Regions from separate parts of the Homo sapiens genome. Here regions 1, 2 and 3 are each linked to region 4. Evidence: chromatin contacts called from ENCODE Hi-C data. All regions are on one chromosome and are shown on one strand. Each heading gives the region's core, a stretch centred on a gene start or an enhancer-like site at or near the end of the contact. The rest is flanking DNA. Distances are from core to core; before and after follow the strand shown.

What was found. A loop is a pair of places that touch in the nucleus more often than their neighbours do. Pooled maps may share reads with other maps.
Region 1: a map of B cell shows a loop between it and region 4 (22-fold over the local background). The contact joins the promoter of RFC5 here to the promoter of PRKAB1-AS1 in region 4. A Hi-C loop is called at or near these places in 5 of 168 maps with a recorded cell type or tissue (B cell, CD4-positive, alpha-beta T cell, CD8-positive, alpha-beta T cell and 2 more), 3 of 37 single-sample maps with no recorded cell type and 16 of 50 pooled maps.
Region 2: a pooled map shows a loop between it and region 4 (5-fold over the local background). The contact joins the enhancer-like site here to the promoter of PRKAB1-AS1 in region 4. A Hi-C loop is called at or near these places in 6 of 50 pooled maps.
Region 3: a loop to region 4 is called in a map of CD4-positive, alpha-beta memory T cell, with 15 times the contacts of the local background. The contact joins the promoter of MLEC here to the promoter of PRKAB1-AS1 in region 4. A Hi-C loop is called at or near these places in 1 of 168 maps with a recorded cell type or tissue (CD4-positive, alpha-beta memory T cell), 1 of 37 single-sample maps with no recorded cell type and 9 of 50 pooled maps.

Annotation. Positions count from the first base shown.
Region 1 is chr12:118,014,481-118,018,058 of GRCh38, forward strand. It overlaps RFC5 (replication factor C subunit 5), which reads left to right and starts at 2,223. Exons shown (of 11, transcript NM_007370.7): 1 at 2,223-2,412. The coding sequence starts at 2,348. RefSeq lists an enhancer at 1,931-2,100 and a silencer at 2,465-2,514.
Region 2 is chr12:118,033,455-118,036,692 of GRCh38, forward strand. WSB2 (WD repeat and SOCS box containing 2) reads right to left here. Exons shown (of 9, transcript NM_018639.5): 6 at 2,884-3,056; 7 at 1,760-1,870; 8 at 1,532-1,639; 9 at 1-904. The coding sequence ends at 742. It also overlaps a transcript of RFC5 not described here. Among named protein-coding and RNA genes, the nearest start is that of RFC5, 18 kb to the left of the region's middle. RefSeq lists enhancers at 2,159-2,218, 2,229-2,278. Within about 2 kb of position 1,557, at least 4 of the 41 ENCODE cell types and tissues checked have a DNase peak (open chromatin) inside an H3K27ac peak, as active enhancers do.
Region 3 is chr12:120,685,764-120,689,317 of GRCh38, forward strand. It overlaps MLEC (malectin), which reads left to right and starts at 1,386. Exons shown (of 5, transcript NM_014730.4): 1 at 1,386-1,768. The coding sequence starts at 1,534. LOC105370029 (a long non-coding RNA gene) reads right to left here and starts at 1,386. Exons shown (of 3, transcript XR_945449.3): 1 at 1,091-1,386. RefSeq lists silencers at 505-604, 1,445-1,744 and enhancers at 765-874, 965-1,094, 1,189-1,690.
Region 4 is chr12:119,665,998-119,669,415 of GRCh38, forward strand. It overlaps PRKAB1-AS1 (PRKAB1, TMEM233 and CCDC60 antisense RNA 1), which reads right to left and starts at 2,130. Exons shown (of 3, transcript NR_188494.1): 1 at 1,946-2,130. PRKAB1 (protein kinase AMP-activated non-catalytic subunit beta 1) reads left to right here and starts at 2,136. Exons shown (of 7, transcript NM_006253.5): 1 at 2,136-2,406. The coding sequence starts at 2,248. RefSeq lists a silencer at 1,613-1,882 and enhancers at 1,983-2,392, 2,831-3,418.

The DNA.
Region 1 (3,578 bases), core at 973-3,472, 1.7 Mb before region 4:
GAAACAGGCACCTTCTTCACAAGGCGGCAGGAGAGAGAAGAAAGAGTGAAGTAGGAAGAGCTCTTTATCAAACCATCAGATCTTGTAAGAACTCACTGACTATCACAAGAACTGCATGGGGGAAACCGCTCCCATGATCCACTCACCTCTCTTCCTGGACACCTGGGGATTACAATTCAAGATGAGATTTGAGTGGAGAAACAGAGCCAAACCATATCAGCCACCCTTTAGGATTTTACCCCAGTGTGAAGCCTGCGTCTCAACAATTAGATCGTTGGTGAGGAGGGTATAGCACCATTTATTTCTTTAGTAATCTTTCATAATTTTGCTTAGTTATTGTATCAGTTGTTTTCTAAAATTGTATCAGCTGTTTTCCTTTATTTTTATACCCATCACTTGTATTTTATGCCTTTTAAAAAACAGAAGTGGGCTGGGTGTAGTGGCTCATGCCAATAATCCCAGCACTTTAAGAGGCCCAAGGCAGGCAGATCACTTGAGCCGGGGAGTTAGAGAGTGTAGTGAGCCGTGATTGTGCCACTGCACTCCAGCCTGGGTGACATAGTGAGACCTTCTCTCAAAAACGAAACAGAACAAAACCCCAGGAGTGTTCAAAGACCCCAGAATTTGGCAATACATGACAAATATTTAATGTGTTTCTATAACTTTAATTCAGAGGCATCTATATCTCACCTCAGCATGTGTCAGCAAATTAATTGTAAACATGTGCTGATTTTTAGCCTTAGTATTTAAGAAAAACTTGTTAATCATTTATGATTCCCTTCCTGGAGATAAAAATGAATAAAACCAGTTTTATCTTAAAAGAAAGAAAGAAAAGTTTAAAAATGGCATGCTAATGATCTAAGCCCCCAGTGTTAAAGTTTCCTGGGAGCAAGCAGAGTAGGGGCACTGTCACATCACAAGCCCTAGCTGATCCCCTTCTTCGGGGTCCCCAGGCAGGGGCTAGGGTGAAGCCATAACTGCCATCACATACTTGCCACTGTCCCTCTGCTGTGTTCCTGAAGCAGGTGACAGTGATGTAATCCTATGCAAAGAGTATTGCTACCTCCTAATCAGAACACTGCTGACCCCAGGCCAGCCTCAAAAATCCTCCAGGATTTTTGTCTTCCTCATCATGTTAAAAGAAAAAAAAAAAGAAAAGACTTCAATATGGATGCTTTGCATGCTCATTGCTGGAAAATACAGACCAGGCCAGGCGCAGTGGCTCACGCCTGTAATCCCAGCACTTTGGGAGGCTGAGGCGGGTGGATCACTTGAGGTCAGGAATTCGAGACCAGCCTATCCAACATGGCAAAATCCCATCTCTACTAAAAATACAAAAATTAGCCAGGCGTGGTGGCGCGCGCCTGTAATCCCAGCTTCTCCGGAGGTTGAGGCAGAGAATCGCTTGAACCCGGGAGGCAGAGGTTGCAGTGAGCCGAGATAGCGCCACTGCACTCCAGCCTGGGTGACAGAGCAAGACACCAAAAAAAAGAAAAGAAAATACAGACCAACAAAAAAGAAGAAAATAAAAGTGATCTAGAATTCTCCTCGCCTCAGGAAAAAAACCTAAAATGTTGATATCGATTCTCCTCAGTATCTCAGATCACAAGGACCTTGTCCTCTGTGTTCATGAACTAGACCTTCCAGCGACACAGATTAACCCAACTGGAAGTTTCTGTTTGTTTTTCTCTGGAGTCGTTTTCTGGAGGTTGGTTCCCTAAACTTTTTGGGCGAGGGGCACGGATTCCGGAGATAGGTAGGTTGCAGTTGTGTTTGTTTGGGGTTGTTTTCATTTCCAAATATTCACCTCCCAGCTTGGGGGCCGAGAGGTATCTCAAGCCTTCTTTCGCAAAGGCATCTATATTCAAGACCCAGCCGTTTTACTCGGTGTTGTTTTTTTTCTTAGATTTTTTTTTTTTTTTTTGAGCCCCGGCAGCTTTTGTTCCTTTGAATTTAAGTGTTTGAAGCTTGGCGATGGCAGGAATTGGCTTTGGCCTTGAGATCTTAATATGTAATGATGACTGGGGCTGCAGGGGGCCCTGCCTCTCCCGCTGCCCTGCTCTGGAAGCGCCTGGGTATCTGAGAGTTCAGAGCAGGCTGGAGGGGCGGAGCTTGGAGGGACGCTGGCGGCCCGCGCCTCCGGTAACCTAGCAACCGACGCCCTAGCAACGCGAGGGGGCGGGACCGAGGGAGGAAGTCGGAAACTGGTGGCCGCGTCTCGCGAGAGTTGCTTTTGCGCGCGAACTGTAAGTGCCAGGGTCTCAGGGTCAGGTCGCGGCTGGTCACTGTGCAGGCGCTTGGGTGACGCGACGATCTCAGCGGATCTGGTCACCTTCGTCTCCCCGCCATGGAGACCTCAGCACTCAAGCAGCAGGAGCAGCCCGCGGCGACCAAGATCAGGAACCTGCCCTGGTAGGAGGAGGCCGAGCGGCGGCGGTGGGCAGAGGGGGCCAGGCGGCCGCGCGGGGAGGAGGTGGCTGGGGTGGCAGGTGACCGGACCCCAACCCGACCTCTTCCCGTCGTCTCCAGGCCTGCAGCCGGGACCGACCTGCAGAGGTTTCCCCCGACACCCCCCAGCTACCCAGACTCGTCCGTTCTGTTTAGGGCTTTTGCCAGTTCTCACCCTTTCACCCCCAGCTCCATTTGCCGAAGAAGAAGGCGGCTTTCGCACCTGGTGACAGCACAGGGGTTCGATCCCGCGTCTCCTGACGCCTGCAATGGCCTCCATGCCAAAATGCCCTCTTCCCACTCTTCAAAACCTGCGATGCGACTATTGGTCACATTTTAAACTAGTAATAACGCTCCCTGGTCAACTTTTATTGAATGGCATATTATTAGATTAGCAGACGCCCTGTTAGATGTTCGATCCTTACAAAGACCGTAGGAGGTAGGCACCGCTTCAAATTTTACACAGGAGGAAACTGCATTTTAGAAAGATGTAATGACTTCCCTATGGTCCAAGGGAGAAAATTGGCTTGGAGGTGAATCTAGGAAGTCTGAATTCAGATCTTGTACTCTTAACCATCCTACTTAAACAGCTATGTTCTCGCAATGCTTCCAAGACTTTGAAGCAATTTGGCTTGGCTTCGAAAAGCTGCAAGTTGTCATTGTCTAGTAACTAGTTCAATTTGTCTTTATTGTGGTTAAAAAAAACCCAGAAGATTGACAGTTGTAACTATTTTATGTATTTACGTATTTTTTTTTTTTAGAGACAGGGTCTCGCTCTGTCGCCCATGCTGGAGCGCAGTGGTGTGATCACAGCTCAGTGTAACCTCAAACATTGGGGTTCAAGCCATTCTCCTGCCTCAGCCTCCGAAGAACTGGGACTTTTAGAGGCGAGCTACCAAGCCCATCCTGTAACCATTTTAAAATGTACAATTCAGTGGCATTAAGTACATTCAGAATGCAGTGTACTGTTGTGGAGTCTTCCCGCTATCTAGTTCCAAAATTTCATCACCCCAAATGGAAATCCTTTACCCATTGACAGTTACTCCCCATTCTCCCCTTCCTCTAGCCCCTGGCAACCACTAATCTGCTTTCTATCTATGGATTTGCCTATTCTGGACATTTCATGTAAG
Region 2 (3,238 bases), core at 307-2,806, 1.6 Mb before region 4:
AGTAGCCATCTGAATAGTCATGCGGTTTAAGAATACATCCTTGTATAATCTGACATACAAATTTGTCATTTCCTGCACATGCACACCATTGTTAAAAAAAAAAAAAAAAAGCCAGTAATAGTGTCTGGATCGGTCAGGAGCACGGCCTCTGAGTCCCCTGTAATTTAGTTAAGCTAAATTAATACCTCATACCAAATGGCTCCAGGAAAACTGTCCTGCAGGTCAGAAGGGAGCCCAAGAAGAAAAGCACTTGGCCAACATCGAAGCAACTCTGACCACAGCAGGAGAGAACTTGAACCAATGCTACCACTGCATCAGAAACACAAGGATAGGTACTAGGCAGAAGCCATCGTTCCCAGCGGAGGGAGTGTGAGCTGCTCTGCCACTAGAGAGGCTCTGGAGGCCTACTTAGTTGCATAATCAAAACAACATCAGTAACTGCACTTTGAATCAAAACAAGCAGAAAGAGTTCAACACTTGCTGTTCATAACTGGACTGAAAATTTAACGTAAGGCTCTGTTGCCGTGCAAGTGGAATCTCTTCCTCTAAGACTGACTTTCACATGCCAGGGAGAGAAAGATCCATGACTAGTACACTGGAATCTGGTTTTGCTACATTCTATTCACAATCCCAAAGAAATGCTATTTCAATGCAAGACCAGATGTTTGGCCCATTATTCCAGCAACTCCCTTTGACAGGACGATTTACCCTGCTACAAAGAAGCACAAGATGTGGTGTTGCTTAAAAAGTCCTGTATGTGAGGAACTCTTTCATTTTCTTGGGGATTGGCAGTGCTAGGACTTGGTAAGTTGTTAGGAAACTTCGAAGGGCTTTCCGGCATAAGTGCTTCAGTGAGGACAGGACCCTAGGAGCTGTCCAGAACTGGACGTGGCCATCTCTTGTCCTAAAATGAAACAGAAACCGATGCTAAGACAGAGCTTGGATGTTCATGTTTTCATGAGGATGAATACTCATGTTTCTGTTTTGACTGCAAAGAGCAGGAGACTTCGGAGAGTGAAATGTAACCCTGACTGTGGAAATGGATGTAAAATTGTGGTGCTGAATAATTAAAGCTGCTGATAGGATTAGAAAAACTCAAGACACCTGTGATACCAAAGCGCTCTCTCTGTCTCTCTCTCGGCACAGCCCTTTCTAAATCTGACCACAGTTAGTTCAAAAGTATAAGGGGGAAGAGTGCCACCTACTGAATTATAGATGTTACCTGTAAAGTGGTCTTTTAGCCCTAAATGGTTTCCCATATATTATGCATCATCTCAATTTTATTCTCCCTTGTGAACTTGGCCCATTAGGTGGCATGACTTACAGATCTTTAATTACATTTAGGTTAAATATTCAGAGAAAATGGGACACCGTTATTAGCAAAATCGATCATTTGAGTTTTATATAATCTTGAATTGCCTTAAAGCTTTCCTCATAGGCAAGAAAATTCTAGATGGTTTCTTTCCTTAAAAAGCTCCATGGTATACTCAGCAGAAAGCACCACCCATCTGTTCAGCTAACAAATACATACCCTGTGGCAATGACTCCACCATGTGGAAAAAATGTGCAGCAAAGCCCATTGGTCATAGGAGCAAATGCAATGGGAGTTTTCAGTTCCAGGGCCCAGATCCTGAGGAGTCTGGATGGGGAGAGAGAACATCTGGATATTAGCTGACCCAGGGCCAGACCAAGAGGGCCTTGCTGCCATTACTTGCAAGCACTTGTTCTGAGGCCATGTAAAGAGAGTTCTCTTCGTTACCTGTCATCTGCCACCGTGGCAAGGTACAAGCCTTCTGGAGAGAAGCACACAGATCTCAGTGAGCTAATGTGGACGTCACTGTCATCCATGGCGGGGTCAACCTGGGTGTGGCTGGGAAGGAAAGAAACAGGATGGCAGGCCTGGAGTGATGGCTGCTCTCCACCCTCCATCATCACCCTAGGCAGGAAGCCAAACTGCCCTGGCTACAAAAGGGCTCAAGATGCATTGTGTGCCCCTCGTGGAAAAGCTTGGGATTTGCACACTGGGAAAAAAAAGGGTATCTCAGAAGGCTCCAGGTGTCCTGTGGATGAAGGGTTACTAACACTTCCTTGTGCTAATTTGCTTATGCAAAGTAGGTCAGCCCTCACTTTAATGCCACAGTAGAAACTGCAAGTCTTTTTTAGGCTAAGATACATGATAATTATAGGACTGCCTATTATTTGCTTCATAAAACAACAGACACAAAAGGAAAAAGGAGACCAAGTTTGTGAGAACATGAAACTCATTTTGGAAAGCACAGTTTCGATAAGAGGCTCTTTCTGAACTTGTTACTACAGTTATTAGTAAATGGAAATAAAGAGTCATATTGAGGCTTCATAATGCTGATTCCGAAGAAGTACACACAGCCACCTGAATCAGGAGACTGGAAGACACTCAAAGCTACTTGAGAGGGCTTAATTGACAAGGCATCACTAAGAAGCAATGAACCAGGCCAGGCGCAGTGGCTCATGCCTATAATAGCAGTTTGGGAGACTGAGGCGGTGGATCACCTGAGGTCAGGAGTTTGAGACTAGCCTGGCCAACATGGTGAAACCCCATCTCTAATAAAAATACAAAAATTAGCCAGGCCTGGTGGCGCACGCTTGTAGTCCTAGCTACTCGGGAGGCTCAGGCAGCAGAATCGCTTGAACCCGGGAGGTGGAGGTTGCAGTGATCCAAGATTGCGCCACTGCACTCCAGCCTGGGTGACAGAGCGAGACTCCGTCTCAAAAGAGACCCACTGTGCCTTTTTATCCAGCTTGTCCCCTCCCATGTCCCAGATTCTAAAAGAGACATGTCTAATCCCAGGCAGGTTCCTCATCAGTCCCCCCACAAAAAAGTCATAGCAGGGATTCAGTCCTTACTGGAGTGACCTCAGCCTTTCGCCGGTGTAGGGGTCCCACATAATCACATTGGTATCGTAAGAAGCCGTGACAAGCAGGGCAGAGTCGGGGGAGAAGTCACAAGAGACAACACTGCTTTGATGGCCCTCTAGCTTCCGAATTAACGTGTAGGACCTCATGCTCCATAGAAAGACCTGTGGAAAGTAAGAAGTGCCTGGTTAGGGCAGAAGCAAAGTGCTTAGGACTCAAACGGAGGGAGGGAAAGGTACCACCACCAAATCTGCAGGCCCTGCAGCCAGGGCTGATTCTCTATCCCTTTTCTACAGCTCTTCCAGAACGTGTGGTGTAGGTTTAAATAAGGCAACTGGTCTGGATT
Region 3 (3,554 bases), core at 136-2,635, 1.0 Mb after region 4:
TTACCACTGTTCTAACTAAACAATTAATTTCATTATGGGTTGTGCAAAGTCTATGATTCTCATGCGGGACCCCAGGTGTGTTTTTTGTTCATGTAGCACAAAGCTCATTGCCTAAGTAGTAGGTAGGATTGGTAGATAAAATACAAGAAGTCCAGTTGTTTAAATTTTAATAAACAATGCATTTTTTTTTTTAGTATAAGTGGGTCCCATTTGCTTATCTGAAATTCAAATATAACTGGGCTTCTCCTATTTTATCTGCCAAATCTGACAACCCTGGTAGCAGGGACTTGATACATTTTTTTCCTTTTAGGGAGAATTTCTAAATCGACCAGTATTTATGGAAAATGCATAAGCGTTTTTTTGTTTTTTTTGTTTTTGCCTTGACTCTGCCCTACACTTGCGGTGCGACCCTTTGGCAAAATTCAGTCCCTTTCTATGCCTCAGTTTCCCCATCGGAAAAATGGGAGTTTGAACAGCGACCGAAGCGCAGGGATCGCCAGTGTGGGAGAGCGCCAGGTGAACTGTGAAGGAGCAGGGAGGGAGTTCGGGCCGTGCCCGTGCGGGACAACCCCGGTATCCACTCTGGGCACCGCCGGCGGCGACTCCCGCCAGCGCCTAGGGTGCCTCGGTCCCGCCCCTACGCAGCGGAGGCCGGCCAGAGGCCGTCGCCATGGAGACGCGAGCAGCCTGGCACCCACTCGCTCTCAAAGCCACGCGTTTCCGCTGCGTTGGAGCCTTCTCATTGGACGGCCGTCTGGACGCTACCACCCGCCCCGAGCCCGCTAAGGGGAGGGGGCGGGGCCTTATTCTCATGGGATTCGTTCCCTGGAGACCTGTGTCCGCGGCCTCTCTGGGAAAGCATGGGTCCTCTCCCTCACGCGGGGAAAAGGACTGCGTCTCTTAGGTCTGGAGAGTGTCCATTGCTTCTCCTACTAGAATTTATGCTCATGCTGCTCCCTGAGAAAAGAAGAGGGGGCGGGAAAGTCGGCCACGCCCCCTCCAGAGCCTATTTGGTCTCAGGAGCTAGAGCACCGGAAGTGCTGGCGACATGTCAGTGCGCCCTACCCTAAACCTTCCCCCCCCAGGCCACCTTTCCCATTCAGCTGTGGGATTCCGGGGCCGCCTGGGCGCTGCACCCGCCACTTCCGCATCGAACCGCCGCTTCAACCGAACTCACTCCCTCTGCGCGCGCTCCATCTGGTGCCCGACTGCTGGGCCGGCGCCTGGGAGAAGCCACGCCCTTTCCCGCGCCTGACAGCCAATGAGCGGGCGCCTCCCGGCGGGGTGGTGGGTAATTAATGAGGGCCGGGCGCTGATTGGCTGCAGCGTCGTGGCCGGGGGCAGGGCGGCGGGGTAGGTTGTTCCTGAGGTGGGAGGCGGTACCCGTGGCTGAGAAGAAGGAGGCCTGAGAGCGACATGTCCCCGGCGGCTCAGGCGGAGCGGCCCGTGGCGCTGTTTTTCTGAGTCCGGGGTGGCCTGGCAGCCGGCCGAGGACGAGGGTCGGCGGGGGCTGCCCCCGTGGTGGTGGCCGCCATGCTGGGAGCCTGGGCGGTTGAGGGAACCGCTGTGGCGCTCCTGCGACTGCTGCTGCTGCTGCTGCCGCCGGCGATCCGGGGACCCGGGCTCGGCGTGGCCGGCGTGGCCGGCGCGGCGGGGGCCGGGCTGCCCGAGAGCGTCATTTGGGCGGTCAACGCGGGTGGAGAGGCGCATGTGGACGTGCACGGGATCCACTTCCGCAAGGACCCTTTGGAAGGCCGGGTGGGCCGAGGTGAGAGTCCCCCTGCCGAGCCGCGGGATCCAGGGCCTGCTGTGCTGGGCGCAGCCGGCCGGGGGCTGCGGGCCCCGAGCCCCTTTCGACCCTGGGGCCGCGTCTCTGGAGCGAAGTTTCTCTCTGCAGCTTCTTCGGGGGCCCGCTCTGAGCTCAGGGCCTGGCACTGGCTCCAAGGTACCTAGAGTCATACAGGCAGAGAGTTGGCCAGAAGTTAGTTATATTTGGATTTCTCATCCTGCATTTTCTCAACCCCTCACTCCCATCCAAGCTGGGAGAGAAATGACGAAGGCGGCCTTTTGCTACCTCCAGGCCTCGCGGGTTGTAGGTCATGGGTGCCCCTGCTTCTCCTGTCGAGACAGTTCTTGGGAGATTCTCGTCGACCCAGGAATCGGCCGCTTTCCTTGCCCCTTCTGCAGGAGCGGGGCTTGATTCTTAGCCAGAATAGGAAGGAATCTTCGAAGAGAATGGGCCAGGAAAGTTTGATTGTAGCCTCCTCCCCCGCCCTCTTTTCGAGCGAAGAATATGTGTGCTTAAAAGTAGAATCGGCAGGCCGCCCCCAGAGGGTGGTTCTATCGAAGCCATCCTGCACGTGAGGCTGGTGGCTGTGTGTGAACTGGGTCAACCAGTGTAAGAATCCGAATGGTCTATCAGAGAATGCTTACAACCTCCCCTAGGTGATCCTGAGAGTTCTAATTCCAGCTTAGGGGGAAAATGATTGTGACTTAACTTGCTGGGCAACAGTGGTTTTTAACGGAGCTGCTCCCTTCCCAAAGTTAGTGTGTGTCAGAATTGCCAGGGCAGCTGGTTAAAAATGCAGATTCCTAGTCCCCACTCGAAATTGATTATAGTAGATTGAGCTTTTTTGCTGGGATCCAGGTTTCTGCACCAGGGGCTTGTGATGTAGGTTGCCCCGAGACCACCGTTTTGGAAGATCAGCTTTATAATCTTTGTTTCTTCTGTTGGAGGGATTGGAAAACAGGTTTCAGAAGGAAGTTCTTTGCTAGGAGATTGATACTGTATGCTGGGTTCAGAGGCTACCAAATTGGCAGTATGCCACCTCCAGACAACCAGGAGACAGACTCACTCTTCACTTTCTCTCATTCTTTTTCTGCGATGCCCAGATTTGGCTCTTGCTTTTACTAAAATAGTTAGTTCTTCCCAAGTCGATTGCAGTGTCCTGGAGTTTGTTATATTAAGGAGTTTATTGCCTTTCACACATGTGAGGGTCTTGGGACACAGGGCTGTTTTGTGAAGTTCTATGTTTGTCTTGGAGTTTGTTGAGCCCTGGCATGTAGATCACAGTAGCCTGGGTTCAGCTGACTCAGGGCTCCAGTCTTTAGCAGCGGTAACAGCAGCCAAAGCCAGACTTTATAGCAGGAGGTCATTACTATCTCTATCCTGGACCCTTCCTCTTTCTTCACGAGTGTGGGCAGGGAGGAAAGAGCCCTTGAGGAAACTAGACAGTTTGTGGACTTTGCCTCTTGAGATAGCGGTGGTGAGGGTGCTGAGCGGATGGTTTCTTTCACTTAGCAGATACCAGGCCTTACATTGGTTACATCGTCCTATTCAGTCTGTTGTGCAGAGAATAAAGCCGAGTAAGACCACACAGGTTTAGTTCCCAGATACTGCCCTTATTCAGAAATTCTGGTTTTAATTTGCTGATGCAGGTGGTGTGTGTGTGTGTGTGTGTGTGTGTGTGTTTCTTTGGCTTGGTCAGCAGTCAGCCAAGATCTGTGTCCTTGGGTTATTGGCTCATGGTTGCAGTTCCTTGGAAGGAGTTTAT
Region 4 (3,418 bases), core at 880-3,379:
CATCAGCTTCAGGAAGACCCTCCTGGCTCCCATCCCTTTTCCTGGCTCCCATCCCTTTTCCTGGCCTGGCTTAAGTCCCTTCTGGGCTCCCACAGGATCCCTTACCTAGCTATATTATTGCTTTTCTGTGGGTCGGTGCCAGCCTGTACTGTATTAATTCCTTTGGGGCTGGAACCATATCTTATTTTTTTAAATTAAAAAGTAGTACATCCTCACAATAGAAAACTTTTCAAATACAGAACTATATAAATGAAAAGTGAAAGTCCCTTTTCTGTCTGCTCCTATTTGCAATCTCCCTCCTCTCCCCACAGAAGACCACTATTAACAATGTGTTGTATACCCTTCCAGAACTTTCCATTTGCTAGCCTAATAGTGCTAATAAAAGTGTTAACAGTTATTGAGTGTTTACTAAGAGTCAAGTGCTATGCTCAGCATTTTTATGCACGTTCCCAATTAATTCACAAAACAAGCCTATGAAGTAGGTGTTATTTTTGTTCCCATTTCACAAAAGAAGAGACTAAGGTGACAGTTACTAAATGGTAAAGCCAGAATCTGAACATGGCCAGGCTGAATTCAGAGCTCCTGCCCTTGAACTTGTTCTCTCACTTGCTTCCGGACCTTGCAATATCATAGACACTTCCCCATAGTGACCTAAAAATGGTTTCTCCCTTTTTAAAAGTTGCTTGGTATTCTACAAAATGAATGTATTCCATTCATTTTGCCATTCTCCTACTGAACAACTTTTAGGATTTTGTAGTTTTTCATTTCCTTATTTCACCAAGTGTAAGATTCCATTATTGTAAAAAGCATCCAGTTTCAGAAATTAAAATATATGGGGGCATGGGGGGTGACAAGTGCATCTTAGAATATATTTTTGCATGTAAATATTTTGTAGATAATGCTTGTAAATAATTTTCATGTGTGTATTTCTGCACAAGTTTCCTAGGAGTAAAATTGTGTGTCAAAATGAAGGTGCATTTTTAAATTTTGATGCATACTGCTGAATTCCCCCCAGGAAACCTTATCTTAGTCATCTTGTGTTCCTCATTTCCTTAGCACAATGTCTGGTACTTTTTTAGGTACTAAATAAATGTTCAGTGGGTGAAATGCATGACCTGACCCGGCAAATGCAAAGTATTTTGAGATATTCACACACCAAAAAACCCACAAAATATGACAATGACTGACAATGAGAAGATGAGAATATTTTACTACCGTATTTGTATGCACTTCTTGTTGAAGCACTGACCAGAGTAAATGACAAACGCTAATGCATCTTATGCAGAAGGATGTTTCCGAAGTGATTACAAGATATCTTGCAAAATTACCTATCAAAAGATTGCACACTCAATAAAAATACACGAATAACTCCAGCATTTTACAACCCCCAACCTACTAGACATAAGAAATTTCCAGAGATCTTATGGTCTGCCATTTTTTCAAATACCTGCAAGACTGCCTGCACCCCCGACCCTAATCTGTAGAAATCATGATTCTGCAGGTCTGCAGTGGGGGATGCATTTAACAAGCGCTCCAGGTTAACCTAATGCACTGTAAAGCGTGAGAACACGTGCATTAAAAGGGCTTTAAGAAGTGGAGTTTCTGAATCAGATTTGCATTTTAGAAAGATCCCTCTGGCTGCAGAGTGTAGAATCAACTATAAGTGAGCAAAGATAGCTAAATGGCATTATTCAGCCCAGCGCATGAACGGCTCAGATTGCCCGCGCGCTGGGGTGCCCCCTGCCGGCCCTCGGCAGCGCCTCGTCCTGGGCCTGGCCCTGGGCGGCCGGCTGCTGACTGCGACTGCGCGCTCCGAGGCCTGCAGAGACGGCCCGGGGCACCTGTTACCGCACCGCTCAAGACCGGAAGCGGAAATGGAATCGAGATAGCCTCGCGCGTTTAGCTGGCCGCCGCCACCTCCACGCCCTAGGCCGGGCCGACTTACGGAGTCGCCGGAAGCGGAAGTCGCTGAGGGGTGGTGAAGCGGTTGGGAAAGTGTCGGTTTATCTTCGCGCCCCTTGCGTTCTTGCCGCGGCTTGCCTGGGCAGGTAAAGCGCGATTGCGAGAGCTCGGCAACCCTGCCGACTCAGCCGGAACCGGCTCCCGGCCCGAGGGGCGTGGTGTCCTGGTGCTCCGACTCCTTCCGCAGGCTCCTTGGGACCCGCGGTTCCGGGAGTCCCTTGCTCAGGGTCCCTTTCCTGCAGTGAGGCGCCGTCCGCCTTCCCTGTGTCCCCGCAGACCCCCATCATGGGCAATACCAGCAGTGAGCGCGCCGCGCTGGAGCGGCATGGTGGCCATAAGACGCCCCGGAGGGACAGCTCGGGGGGCACCAAGGACGGGGACAGGCCCAAGATCCTGATGGACAGCCCCGAAGACGCCGACCTCTTCCACTCCGAGGAAATCAAGGTGCGAGCGGTGTGGAGGAACCCGATTCCCCTTGACTAATGTTGAGGAGAGGAACCCTCCACTAGATTCCCGTCACATCCTTTCGAAAAACACCAGAACGGAGAGGGAGGTGGTACATTACCCGGTGCACTTAAAAGCCAGATGGTCCTGTAAGAGTTCTCTTAGCGGTCCAAGAACCTGTGTCTAATTACCAATATGAGAAAGTCACCCTGAGGGAGGAGGTGCTCACTTGGTTTAACATCATTAAGGAGAAAGCAGCTCTGGGACAGAGTTTCAAATTCTTAATTAATTCAGAGTCGAGCTAACAGTAATTGAGCCCCAGCTTCTGCTTTTCTCTTAGGTGTAATTAATTGCACTGCTTTGAGACAAATTCCCTCACCTTTACACAAACTGGAGCTTTTGTAAAAGTTAGTTTGGGAATTTATCCATTTTGGAGGCAAACCAGGTACATATACAAGCTGAAAGTAGAGCGGAACAGCTGACGGCAGTTGCCAGAGGTGTTTAGTTCTGCCCAACACTTTTGATTCACCCTACTTATTTTTTAAAAGACGGTGGTCTCACTAATTAGCCGGGCGTGGTGGCGGGCGCCTGTGGTCCCAGCTACTCGGGAGGCTGAGGCAGGAGAATGGCGTGAACCCGGGAGGCGCAGCTTGCAGTGAGCCGAGGTCGCGCCACTGCACTCCAGCCTGGGCGACAGAGCTAGACTTCGTCTCAAAAAAAAAATATAAATAAAAATAAAAAAGACGGTGGTCTCACAATGTTCTCCAGGCTGGTCTCGAACTCCCGGGTTCAAGCAATCTTTATGCCTTGGCCTCCCAAAGTGCTGGGATCGCAGGCGTGAGCTACGGTGCTGGCCGGTTCAGCCTACTTTTTTTTTTTTTTGAGACCGAGTCTCGCTCTGTCGCCCAGGCTGGAGTGCAGTGGCGCGATCTCGGCTCACTGCAAGCTCCGCCTCCTAGGTTCACGCCATTCTCCTGCCTCAGCCTCCCGAGTAGCTGGGACGACAGGCACC